3 separate regions of the Homo sapiens genome follow, and regions 1 and 3 are each linked to region 2. Evidence: chromatin contacts called from ENCODE Hi-C or POLR2A ChIA-PET data. All regions are on one chromosome and are shown on one strand. The core of a region is the stretch at or near the end of the contact, and the rest is flanking DNA. Distances in the headings are between cores, read along the strand shown. Region 1 has its middle 40 kb from the start of LINC02580. Region 2 overlaps THADA (THADA armadillo repeat containing). Region 3 overlaps THADA (THADA armadillo repeat containing).

Evidence for each region. A loop is a pair of places that touch in the nucleus more often than their neighbours do. ChIA-PET counts read pairs that join two places held with the same protein, here RNA polymerase II (POLR2A). Pooled maps may share reads with other maps.
Region 1: a loop to region 2 is called in a pooled map, with 2.7 times the contacts of the local background. The contact joins two enhancer-like sites. A Hi-C loop is called at or near these places in 6 of 168 maps with a recorded cell type or tissue (CD14-positive monocyte, HCT116, PC-3 and 3 more), 21 of 37 single-sample maps with no recorded cell type and 18 of 50 pooled maps. POLR2A ChIA-PET finds 5 or more read pairs at or near these places in 3 of 52 experiments (MCF 10A, activated CD8-positive, alpha-beta memory T cell and activated T-cell).
Region 3: a loop to region 2 is called in a map of lower leg skin, with 5 times the contacts of the local background. The contact joins two enhancer-like sites. A Hi-C loop is called at or near these places in 10 of 168 maps with a recorded cell type or tissue (CD8-positive, alpha-beta T cell, Caco-2, OCI-LY7 and 4 more), 1 of 37 single-sample maps with no recorded cell type and 10 of 50 pooled maps. POLR2A ChIA-PET finds 5 or more read pairs at or near these places in 5 of 52 experiments (MCF 10A, OCI-LY7, SK-N-SH and 2 more).

The regions. Positions count from the first base shown.
Region 1 is chr2:43,140,452-43,144,555 of GRCh38, forward strand. No RefSeq gene overlaps it. Among named protein-coding and RNA genes, the nearest start is that of LINC02580, 40 kb to the left of the region's middle. RefSeq lists enhancers at 1-115, 116-686. Within about 2 kb of position 2,685, at least 4 of the 41 ENCODE cell types and tissues checked have a DNase peak (open chromatin) inside an H3K27ac peak, as active enhancers do; they include CD14-positive monocyte, where a contact is called at or near this core.
Region 2 is chr2:43,539,451-43,543,651 of GRCh38, forward strand. THADA (THADA armadillo repeat containing) reads right to left here. Exons shown (of 38, transcript NM_022065.5): 21 at 1,709-1,866. Among named protein-coding and RNA genes, the nearest start is that of THADA, 54 kb to the right of the region's middle. Within about 2 kb of position 1,966, at least 16 of the 41 ENCODE cell types and tissues checked have a DNase peak (open chromatin) inside an H3K27ac peak, as active enhancers do; they include CD14-positive monocyte, where a contact is called at or near this core.
Region 3 is chr2:43,238,700-43,242,557 of GRCh38, forward strand. All of the region lies in intron 36 of THADA (THADA armadillo repeat containing), which reads right to left. Among named protein-coding and RNA genes, the nearest start is that of LINC01126, 13 kb to the left of the region's middle. Within about 2 kb of position 1,677, at least 5 of the 41 ENCODE cell types and tissues checked have a DNase peak (open chromatin) inside an H3K27ac peak, as active enhancers do.

The DNA.
Region 1 (4,104 bases), core at 1,435-3,934, 400 kb before region 2:
CTGCTTTCCTCTGCCTACCCCATCCTCCACCTCTGCTGACCCTACAGGAAATGGGAGTTGGAAATCTGGCTGGCCAGCAGCGGCGCCTCCTCCGATGGGAGCTCTCTGCCTGCCACAAGATTCAGAGTGCAAGGGCCTCGGGCCGCCTGTGCTTCTGCACACTCTCTCCCTCTTCCCCACTGAACCAGCGGCGAAGGGAATTCTCAGGGTCCCCCTTGGTCAAGGAGTCAGGTTTTCCCCTTTTAACTGATGGCTGTTGTTCCTGCTGCAGCTATTAGCATACCAAATTAGTAAGGATATTTTAGCGACAAGAAACAGAACTCCTATTCAATTGGCTTAGACAAGAAGAAAAGTGTGTTATCTCACAGTGATAAAATTCCTTTTTGAGATGGAGTCTCGCTGTGTGGCCCAGGCTGGAGTTCAGTGGCGCTATCTCGGCTCACTGCAAGCTCCGCCTCCCAGCTTCACACCATTCTCCTGCCTCAGCCTCCTGAGTAGCTGGGACTACAGGCGCCCGCCACCACACCTGGCTAATTTGTGTATTTTTAGTAGTGATGGGATTTCACCATGTTGGCCAGGCTGGTCTCGAACTCCTGACCTCAGGTGATCCACCCGCCTCAGCATCCCAAATTGCTGGGGTTACAGGTGTGAGCCACCACACCCAGCCTTTCCTCTGTATTTTAAATCATCTTTAGATTACTTTAAATACCTAATTATAATGTAAATGGTATGTACATAGTTGTTACAGTACATAAATGTACACACTATATTGTTCAGGGAATAATGACAAGAAAAAAGTCTGTGTATTCAGTACAGACACAACTTTTTTTCAAAAACTTTTTTTTGAGACAGGGTCTCCTGTCTCCCAGGGTGGAGTGCAGTGGTGTAATCTTGGCTTACTGCAGCCTCTGCCTCCCTGACTCAAGTAATCCTTCCATCTCAGCCTCCCAAGTAGCTTGAACTACAGGTGTGCGCCACCACACCCAGCTAATTTATTTTTGTATTTTTAGTAGAGATGGGGTTTCACCATGTTGCCCAGGCTGATCTTGAACTCCTGGGCTCAAGCGATCTGCCTGCCTCAGCCTCCTCATATTTTTTCAATTTTTTTTTTTTTTTTTTTTTTTTGACAGTCTCACTCTGTTGTCCAGGCTGGAGTACAGTGGCGCAATGTCAGCTCACTGCAACCTCTGCCTCCTGGGTTCAAGTGATTCTCCTGCCTCAGCCTCCCAAGTAGCTGGAAATACAGGCGTGCATCATCATGCTCAGATAATTTTAGTATTTTTAGTAGAGACGAGGTTTCACCATATTGACCAGGCTGGTCTTGAACTCCTGGCCTCAAGCAATCTGCCCGCCTCAGCTTCCCAAAGTGCTGGGATTACAAGCATGAGCCACCGCACCCGGCCCGCAAATGTTTTTGATAGCAGTTGGTTGAATACACAGATGAGGAACCCACAGACACTGAGGGCCGACTATATAAAAACTCAGGGATTGAGGCAGAGACTTTGCTTCCTCATCTGAGCACCTGTTGAGGTTGTTAAGAGCATCAGTGTCAGAGTTAGGCAGACTTAGGTCTGAATTCTGACCCTGTCCCTTTCTGGTTTTCTGATCTTATTCAGGTTGTTTAATCCTCCTGTAACACAATTTCTTTGTAGGTAAAATGAGGATAATACCCATCCCTGGACTGTTTTATTAACCAATACATTGCCTGGCATATAGAAAAGGGTGAAAAAGGCCGGGCGCGATGGCTCACACCTGTAATCCCAGCACTTTGGGAGGCCAAGGTGGGCGGATCACCTGAGGACAGGAGTTCAAGACCAGCCTGGCCAACATGATGAAACCCCATCTGTACTGAAAATACAAAAAAAATTAGCTGGGTGTGGTGGTGCATGCTTGTAATCCCAGCTACTCAGAAGGCTGAGACAGGAGAATCATTTGAACCTGGGAGGCAGAGGTTGCAGTGAGCTGAGATTGTGCCACTGCACTCTAGCCTGGTGACAGAGCAAGACTCCCTCTCAAAAATAAAAATAAAAAATAAAAAAAAGAGAAAAGAAAAAGGTGAAAAAATATTTTAAGCATGTGGAACCATGTGACCCAATCTGGCTATCTCCTTCTGCAATGCCACCCTCCTCTTCTTCCTGAGTCCATCTCTCTCCTCCCAGTTCAATCCTCAGTCCCCAGCTTTAGGCTCTCCCCTCTTAGATCCCTCCCACCCCTTACCCACAGCACTCCTTGTCTGGGCTTCCCCACCTAGCACCTAGACAGGGTGTCCCATCCACATTTCAGACAAGGCAACAAGATTCCTCCATGGCTGCCCATGCCTCAGAATCACTGCTTATCAAGCCCAGATGTGTCCACACTCCAGGCCCCCCTTCCTTGCCATCCCCATGAATACTGACTTCTTTGTACTTACTTGTCAGGGTTCTTGGTTGCAAGCAACAGAGAACTAACTCACGGACTTCTAGGGCTGGCTAGAGAGCCAGGCTCACAGCAACCAGGGAGGGCTGGACGGCAGCCAGAACCCCAGCCCAAATCACGCCTTGAGGACAGACCAGGGAGGACAACTGAGTAACCAACCTGAGGACTGGCCCTGCGGCCCCACTGCCCCGACACCTCCCTCCTGCTGCTGCTGCTGCCTCCACTTGGGGCAGATGCACTCCATCTCTGCTTCTTTGTGTCTTCTGCCTGAGTCAGGGTTGCTGAATGTGTGTGTCTGATTGGCTGAGCCAGGTCACAAGCCTGCAGCAACTGCAAGGGAGGCTGGGAAAGTGAGGCCTGGTGCCTAGAGTCTGCCTCTTGGGGAGACTCACAAGGTCAGGAAGGTTCCAGACAGAGGCCAGAGAGTCTGGAAAACATAAAGGTGGGCCAGGCGCAGTGGCTTACACCTGTAATCCCAGCACTTTGGGAGGCCGAGGCAAGAGTATCACCTGAGGTCAGGCTTTCAAGATCGGCCTGGCCAACATGGTGAAACCCTGTCTCTACTAAAAATGCAAAAAATAGCTGGGTATGGTGGTGCGTGCCTATAGTCCCAGCTACTCGGGAGGCTGAGGCAGGAGAATCGCTTGAACCCAGGAGATGGAAGTTGCAGTGGGCCAAGATCATGCCACTGCACTCCAGCCTGGGCCAAAGAATGAGACTCCGTCTCAAAAAAACAAAACAAAACAAAACAAAAAAACATATAAAGGTCCCCTCTGCTGGGTAAGAAACCATTTGCTCCTGGGGCAGGGCCTGTGTCTGCCTATCCCAGCCCCCACCCCAGCCTCAGGAGTGGCTGTGCTCTCAACAGGGCGCAGGAAACCTTCCTCAGGTGAGGGGTCCCAGAATTAGAGACCACGGGAGCTGGAGGGGCCATATAGGGGCATCTCTACAAAAGAAGTCCGTGGACTAACATTCAACCACCCAGTTTTTATTTTGTCAAGTAAGAATATCAGAGAAATAATAAACCATTTTTTTTTCTTTTTTGAGACAAGATCTCGCTCCGTCACCCAGGCTGGAGTGCAGTGGTGCAATCTCAGCTTACTGCAACCTCCGCCTCTTAAGGCTTAAGCAATCCTCCCACCTCAGCCTCCCAAGTAGCCGGGACTACAGGTGCACGACACCATGCCTGGCTAATTTATTTATTTATTTTTTTGTTGCCCAGGCTAGCCTCGAACTTCTGGCCTCAAGTGATCCTCCTACCTCAGCCTCCCAAAGTGCTGGGACTGCAGACATGAGCCTAGGCTAACAAATCACTTTCTCCTGGCACCATCATTTCATCAAAAAAGAGACAAGCGACATCTTAAACACCAAAAAAATAAAAAGAGAGGAGAGCAGGTTTTAGAATAGAGCATAATCCTTTAAGCTAAATACATATTGGCTTTAAGAAAACTCATTATATTGCCCTGAATTTCCAGGACTTTTCAGGACTTTTGCTGGAAACCTGTGAAAAGATCATGACACAGCTGAACTTGAATATGGGCTGTGGATTAGAGAATAGTATTGGATCAATGCTGAGTTTCCCGTGTCTACCATGCAGGAGTTACGTAAGTCTTGCACTGTAAAAGAGCATCCTTGTTCTTAGGAAATACACCCTGAAGTATTTAGAGGTAAAAGGGCATGATGTCTGCA
Region 2 (4,201 bases), core at 716-3,215:
ATGTAAATAACACTAATTTCTTGATGACTTTGGATTTTTATTGACTCCTAAACTGAGACATTTCTTTAGCTAAAGTCAGCAATACGAAGAATCAAGTTTTTCATAGGGGACGGGGTTCCAGTGTTAGAACACTGCTATTACATATACAGTTCATCGCTCATTCAGTCATCAGTTTCTTCTCACGCCTATGTATGTGAGGTTACCATGTGAATGGCAACATAGAAAAATGACTGGACCTCATTACAACGGAAACTAATGTTTTACAGAAAAACAGTCAGGATCTTATTTTTTATTTAAGCAGTCACTGGAAGAATTCTTTGGTTTATAAGAACCTGTCTTTTTGTGATAATTGTTTTTTTTTTTAACAAACATCTCTTATTTTACATTAATTCCCAATTTTAACACGGCTGTCGCACACAAATTAAATACATAAGATTTGGGTGCTATGTGAAAAGTGTCAAGGCAAAATAATGTTCATAGGAAGCTTTCACGTCTTAGTTACAGTAAAAGCAAAATACACTTCCCTTAATTTGTTTTTTAAACACTACCCAACAAACCCAAAAAACTAAATGTTTTAACTTGTCCTTGGAAAGAGAAGTTGGGAAATCAAAGGCCTCTAGCACATGTTTACTTCTTAGCAAGATGGTGAACATCAGTGAAGTAATCATTAATCATAGCTGGATTCCTCAGCAAAGATGTTGGCATTGGCACTACAGCCAGTCACCAGCAATGACTGCAAGTAACTCTAGGACACTGACGCCTATTTGATTTGGAAGAGAATAAGGAACATAATGATGCCTGAAATGTCCTGTGCGCCTTTGCCTTTCTTCATCTCAAGGCCTTGCAACATCACAAGCGCAGCTGTTAACCAGATGCATGCAACATAAGCCACAGAGTGTGAGAAAAAAAGTATTAGCATTATTTCCATGGAACTAGTCATGTGGTTATTATAGAAATAATCAGCATTAGCATACTACAATATTTGTTTTGTTCTTGAATTGTAACACCCTAGGGAAAAAGTTGCCTTTATTTTTAAAAAGTTAAAAATGAAAGTACATGTTATATATCTTTGCTGAAAAATGGTGGGAAATGGATTTGTCAAAACCATATGGAAAGGAAGAGGGAATCAATTAAAAACAGAAATCTAATAAATCTAAAATATTTCCAAATGAAATGCTTGTGGTAAGCTAACTTCTTGTAAACACCGCACTCAAGTCACTTGAACAGTCCCAGATGGTGAACTAACTTTGTGGTCTTAAAACAAAAGTCAGCCAAAAAAACCAAGACTACAACTTTATTATCAATGCAGTGGGAAACATGAGATCCATAATCAACCAACATGTTACTTTTTTTCTTTCCAAAATTTAAGAGATTTGTGGAGTTTTACTAAATAAGACAATTTTAAGCTAAAGTTTAAGTCTGTGTATGTGAAATGGAGAAATAAAAATTAGAGATAAAACTACAGTTAAAAGTGAGGTAAAATCTACAGTTATTTATATACCTTAGAAAAAATTTCTAAAAATGCCACAGTTTTGAAATGTATTATAAAGTCTAACATTCTAAATTACCATGAACTTTCTTCAGTTAACATTTGTATGATTTTATTCAAGAAAAATTTTAAACCTTTTTTTAGAGTTGGGTTATAAAAAAAAAAGTGATTTATGCGTTGACCAGAAATTATACATGGTGGAATAAACATGTGCCTTACCTGCTCCACCGTCAATAATCCATCAGAAGATTCTGGCACAGGCTGCATGGGCAGAAGCTGGCACAACATGCCTAAAAGTAAAGCAACTTCCTTCATACTTCTCCAACAACATACCAGCACCATCTGCGCAGTTACATCACATGTTTTTACTTCTTTACCTTAAACAAAAAAAAACACAACGATTGCAACCTTGATTACTCATATCCCAGGTTTCTAAAAACAAGCTTATTCATAATTTCCCCAAGAATAATCTGCTTGAACAAACCCGATTTGTCATGTTATATTTACTCAGAAGGAAAGAAGCTAACATTTGTCGAGCATGTGTTATGAGAAGAAATCATGCTAAGTTTTTTTTTTTTTCTTTTTTGGAGACAGGGTCTCGCTCTGTCACCCAGGCTGGGGTGCAGTAGCATGCTCATGGCTCACTGCAGCCTTGACCTCCCAGGCTCATGCAATCCTTCTACTTCAGCCTCCCTAGTAGCTGGGACTACAGGTATGCGCCACCACACCCAGTTAATTTTTGTATTTTTTTGTAAAGACAGGGTTTCACCACATCACCTCCTGGACTAAAGCAATTCTCTCGCTTGGGCCTCCCAAAGTGCTGGGATTATAGACATGAGCCACCATGCCAGGCCCAGTATTTTAATTTATTATTTTCAAATTAAATTTTAAAATAAAACACAATATTGTTCCAAAACTTGTTTAATCTTTAATTTCCAAAGATTAAACAAACTCTGCCTCTCTGTCATAAAGTATGATATGGATGACTATAATAAATACACTCCTTATTTATTTTGGTGAGCATGACTGTTGCATTAGTAAAGGAGTAGAATATAACTTTTAAAATCAAAGGAAAATACAAATTATCTTTCAAAATATATTTAATTCCCATGGCCAATAAGCTATAATTAGCCTTACTTACTCTCTTATTCTAGTTTTAGGAGTATTTTTGGTACTGATATTTTTTTAAAATCCAAGATGAACTATTATATTAAATAAAAGAGCACGCTGACAAAATGGTACTTATAGGGTAACCTCATTTGTGTTTTTATTTAAAAAGCCCAATGCATTAAATGGGTAAGTGTACATACACATAAACATATAAAATAAGTACAAAATAATATATTGCACTAAAGAAGGAAGACATGGAATTGGAGAGGAAACCTTGGAGGAATTTAATTTGTTTTTAATTCATATGTACCTCTGTTGTTTGAAACTATTACAATAGGCTATAATTACATTTATACATTATTTTGTGTAATTTAAAAATTTAAGTGTGGAGATAATTTTTTGCAAGACAATATCCCCACCTAGTGGAGAATGTAGAATATGTAATACATCACTAAGAAATTGCTGCTTCTGATGACGTTTTACAGCACTGCAGAAAATTCAGTAACAACTAATGATCAAACAAGATGTAAGAACTCGAATTCTGGAAGCTTGACACAACAAAGCAGCTCCCATTTTACTAATAAGGTTTGTTTCCTTTAAAAGCCTGCTTGACTTTAAGAACTCTCACAGCAGACAATGAACCACATTGCTGGGAGAAGTTGATTGCTGCCCAAACCCAGGTTCATTATATAGCACTGCTCTTATATCACCTGGGCTGTCAAGGCAGGTTTTATCACTCCAAGGCTTTCTGTTCTAACAGCTTGTTCGCTGCACAACAGCACCTAATAGGCTGGTGAAAGTCTTCTTTAATTTAATTTAATTTTATTATTATTATACTTTAAGTTTTAGGGTACATGTGCACAATGTGCAGGTTAGTTACATATGTATACATGTGCCATGCTGGTGTGCTGCACCCATTAACTACTCATTTAGCATTAGGTATATCTCCTAAAGCTATCCCTCCCTCCTCCCCCCTCCCCCCACCCCACAACAGTCCCCAGAGTGTGATGTTCCCCTTCCTGTGCCCATGTGTTCTCATTGTTCAATTCCCACCTATGAGTGAGAATATGTGGTGTTTCGTTTTTTGTTCTTGCGATAGTTTACTGAGAATGATGATTTCCAATTTCATCCATGTCCCTACAAAGGACATGAACTCATCATTTTTTATGGCTGCATAGTATTCCATGGTGTATATATGCCACATTTTCTTAATCCAGTCTATCATTGTTGGACATTTGGGTTGCTTCCAAGTCTTTGCTATTGTGAATAGTGCCGCAATAAACATACATGTGCATGTGTCTTTATAGCAGCATGATTTATAGTCCTTTGGGTATATACCCAGTAATGGGATGGCTGGCTCAAATGGTATTTCTAGTTCTAGATCCCTGAGGAATCGCCACACTGACTTCCACAATGGTTGAACTAGTTTACAGTCCCACCAACAGTGTAAAAGTGTTCCTATTTCTCCACATCCTCTCCAGCACCTGTTGTTTCCTGACTTTTTAATGATTGCCATTCTACCTGGTGTGAGATGGTATCTCATTGTGGTTTTGATTTGCATTTCTCTGATGGCCAGTGATGGTGAGCATTTTTTCATGTGTT
Region 3 (3,858 bases), core at 427-2,926, 300 kb before region 2:
AAATAACCCAAATGTCCATCAGCTAATAAATGGATAAATAAAATGCTGTTATAAATTCATACAATGGAATAGTAATCAGCCACAAAAGGGAATGAAGAAGCAGGAGGTCTAGGTGGGAAGGTAAGACAAACACCCAGGCAACAGCAGGGACATCAGGTGCTCAGTGGAGTGGTTCACATGCCAAGAGCTGTGGGAGCTGGGGGTTGGTGGGAGGAAGACGTCAATGTGGGGAATAAATGATCTCCGAGGCTCTTCCTCCCACCGGCTACACTGCTAGGGCAAGAAGAAATATGCCCTAGAATCTTCCTGGAGTGCTTCAAATGGGTGGGGTTAGCTGGTACACATTCATGTCTGTGGTAGGCCTACACAAGTGGGATTAACATGTGGTCATTTGGAATCATGTTGGAAATGTGATGGATCAGCATTTAGAATTGGTTAATCTGGTGCCTTCCATCCTTGTGAAGGGATAACTCACTGGGACTGCAGAGGAGGGAAGCAAACCAGAGCCTTCAGGGCTGCTGCAGTATAGCCTTCATCTTGCTACTGCCCCAGCCACATCAGGGCTCCCCATCCAAGGCAGATGCCTAGCTATCAGAAACCCTGTTATGTGCTGATACTCCCTGGTGCTTCTTCTCTGCCTCCACGATGAGCGCCTCCACCCCCATCCCCCGCCCCCCAACAGGGCTGGAGGTGAAGACCCAGGCCTCACACAGTGTGTTGCCTCCACTACAAATCTCAGCCTCTGATTCCCCCCACTAGGGGAAGTGATTATTAATTTCTAGGCAGGTAGACAGGTAAGTCACAGACTTTGAGGTTGCTTTCAACTACTGAATGAAAGAAAGATGTCAAAGTGGATGTCTTCCAGGTGCCAACCTTGAAAACTATTTCAGACCACGGATTAAAAAGCCCATGGTCTGATTTTAAAGTATTATGGGGGAGATGACTTCTAGACTAAGGCCATTGGTCAAGTCTGCCTTCTAGTCCTTCTCAAGAGAGGGCAATCAGCATAGTAAATGCTGTGCAAATGGCAATGGGTTGAATTCTCCCTGCCCCTAGCTCTGGAGAATCCTCCTTCAGGCATCTGAAAAATCCCTCAGCTTTAGGGGACTGGCCAAGGTGTTGGGTGGCCCTGCCATCCAACCAACTCACCACCCATCCACCCACTCACCCATTCACCCATCAATCTGATATTTTATCTACCCACAAGTATTTATTGATCACCTGTGTGTGGAGGACGCTGTGTGAAACATGAGGAAAACCACCCAGAAAACCACTCTAAGAGAGAGAAGAGTTGCCAGAGGCAAGCTGACCCACACGAAGTGTGACGAAACAGTCGAAGACGGTGTGTGACACAGACAAATTATATCATGAGTAGGGGTAATCAAAAGACAGAAAGGAAAAACAAATGTGGAAGGAGGAGGTGGCTTCACAGACAGGCTAAGCAGGGTGGGTGAGAGGACACACACAACCGAGAGGCAGTGAGGAGCCCAAGCTTGGGCCGCAGGGAGACAAGCTGCCCACTAAAGGGAGGACTGGAGGCGAGGCCAGGCAGGCTGGGGTGGCCTGGGCAGCAAAGGCAGCGTCTGACGGAGTGAGTGTTACTGCACTTTCTTTTTTTCTGAGCAAAAATACATTCAGGTTTCATGAGGCCGTTTCCAGATAACCTCATTATTTCTAGTCTTCTCCATGGTCGTCTTCACTTCCCCTTAGCAGGGGAAGAGCCTGAACTTTAAATTAGTCATGAAAAACAAGCTCGGTTCAGCTGACTCTGCCAGTCAACATTTCCTGGGGCTGCCAGAAGCCTCTCAGTCCCCTACCTCCCCTTACCCTCTACTCCGAGACTAGCCAGGGCTCTCCACCCACCAGGGCCATCAGAGCCCAGGCTCAGAGCTGGGATTCCAGGTGGGGCACTCTGTGAGTACATTCATGGCCATGCTATCAAATGCCATCATTTCAACCTTTACCACCAATTAAAAGCTCCCAGCTGACCCCTACTGGAGACAAATGGCCCAGAGGAAGGTCAGTGTCCTAAGGAATGGAAGGGGATCATCTCCCCAGCTGCAAAGAACCCAGTAGGAAGTCTGGGTCGGGGAACATAGGTGTTTGTGGTTAACAGTCTCTGTCCTTTATCTGAAAATTTAAAAAATTTCATCAAAGAAGAACCAAATGTGCTGGCCAGAGCTCTCAAGGGCAGCCCTAGTCCCAGCATGCACTGGGCCAAGTGCCAGGGCCGGGTGCAGCACCAGGACTATGGCCCACCCTCTCTCTGCCCTCGTCCCTGTCTGTGCCCTTGTCCACAGCCATCCCTTCCCCCAAATCCCTACCTGGCCATGATATTAAGTCTGGGGGGAATTCAGACTTCACCGGGCCCAGGTGGACCCCTCTTCCTTTTTTTTATGTTTATTTTTTTGAGACAGGGTCTCACTCTGTCGCCCAGGCTAGGGCAAAGTGGCACAATCACAGCTCACTGCAGCGACCTCCCAGGCTCAAGTGGTCCTCCCACCTCAGCCTCCCTGGTGGCTGAGACTACAGGCACAAACTACCATGTCCCCCCTAATTTTTGTATTTTTTGTAGAGACGGGTTTTGCCACGTGGCCCAGGTTGGTCTTAAACTCCTGGGCTCAAGTGATCCACACACCTAGGCCTCCCAAGGTGCTAGGATTACTGGTGTGAGCCACTTTGCCTGGCATCCTTTTTGTTTTAAGTCTTAGAGCCTACTATTTAAAAGAAAGTATATGCGGAGGCAGAATCCAAACACACACAACTTGGGTTCTAAGCTGAGTTGTGTCAGCTAAACTGTACTAAACAGTCCCTTTGCACCCCTGTCTGGACTTACCAGCAGTGTCTGGACAGGGGTGCAAAGGGACTATTTAGTACAGCTCACATGGATTTAAAAAAAAATCAGGGCAATTCTCATAAAGATCCAAATTTCTAGCATCTTTTGAAAATTAGGAAAATCAGACTGTGGTGTCTCTAGGCCTGCATTAGAAGACGGCAGCAGCTGCTGGAGCAGAGCGGTGGCCACGCCTACAGAAGGCGGATGCTTCCAGCCTGGGACCGCCCTACTGCCTCCCATCGCGCGCCTTTCACGTGCGTGCTCACTTGAGTGGTCTCTGTGGACATGTGAGTTGGTGACCCCTGTGAAATGGTACTGAAGAAGGCAGCTGGCCCCAGGCCCTCCCCTTACTTTTACAGGAGAGAACACTGAGTCCCTCAACCAAACCTCATCTCAGTGGTCTCCCCACACTGCTATCTGGGCCTTCCCCCTCCCTCCAACTCTCTTGGCTTTGATTCACTCACCATTCCCTGCTCTGGGGTCCCTTCTTCCTCCTTTTCACTTAGCCTGCCGGCCTGTCCCTCAGGACGCAACGCAGATCCTGTGGTGTTTCTCAGCCCACTGGGGACTTTTTCTCCACTGTATCTGCACAGTGCTCAAGGTGTTCACAGATGCTGAGGGGGGCACTTCATGGCTGAACCCTGTGTCTTTCCTTTCCCAGGACTGTCTATAAAACCAACACTGGGTACTGCCCAGATACCACCCGCTTAGCACTTGACTGTGGTCTTATACTATGCAATTTACTTGTGACTTGCATTTTCCCATTGGGGAAAAATCCAAGATTGCAAGAATAAGGTCTAGGTAGATAGAATTATTGTTGCCATTTTATACTCAAGGTGACTGACATTTAGATAAACAACTTGTTCAAGATCATACAGGATACAGGTTGCAAGTGGTAGGGCCAGATACAAATCCAGGCTTATCTGACTCCAGCACTCCAGCACCTATATTCTTTTTTCTTTTTTTTTTCTGTGCAGACAAGGTCTGGCTCTGCCACCCAGGCTGGAGTGCAGTGGTGTGGT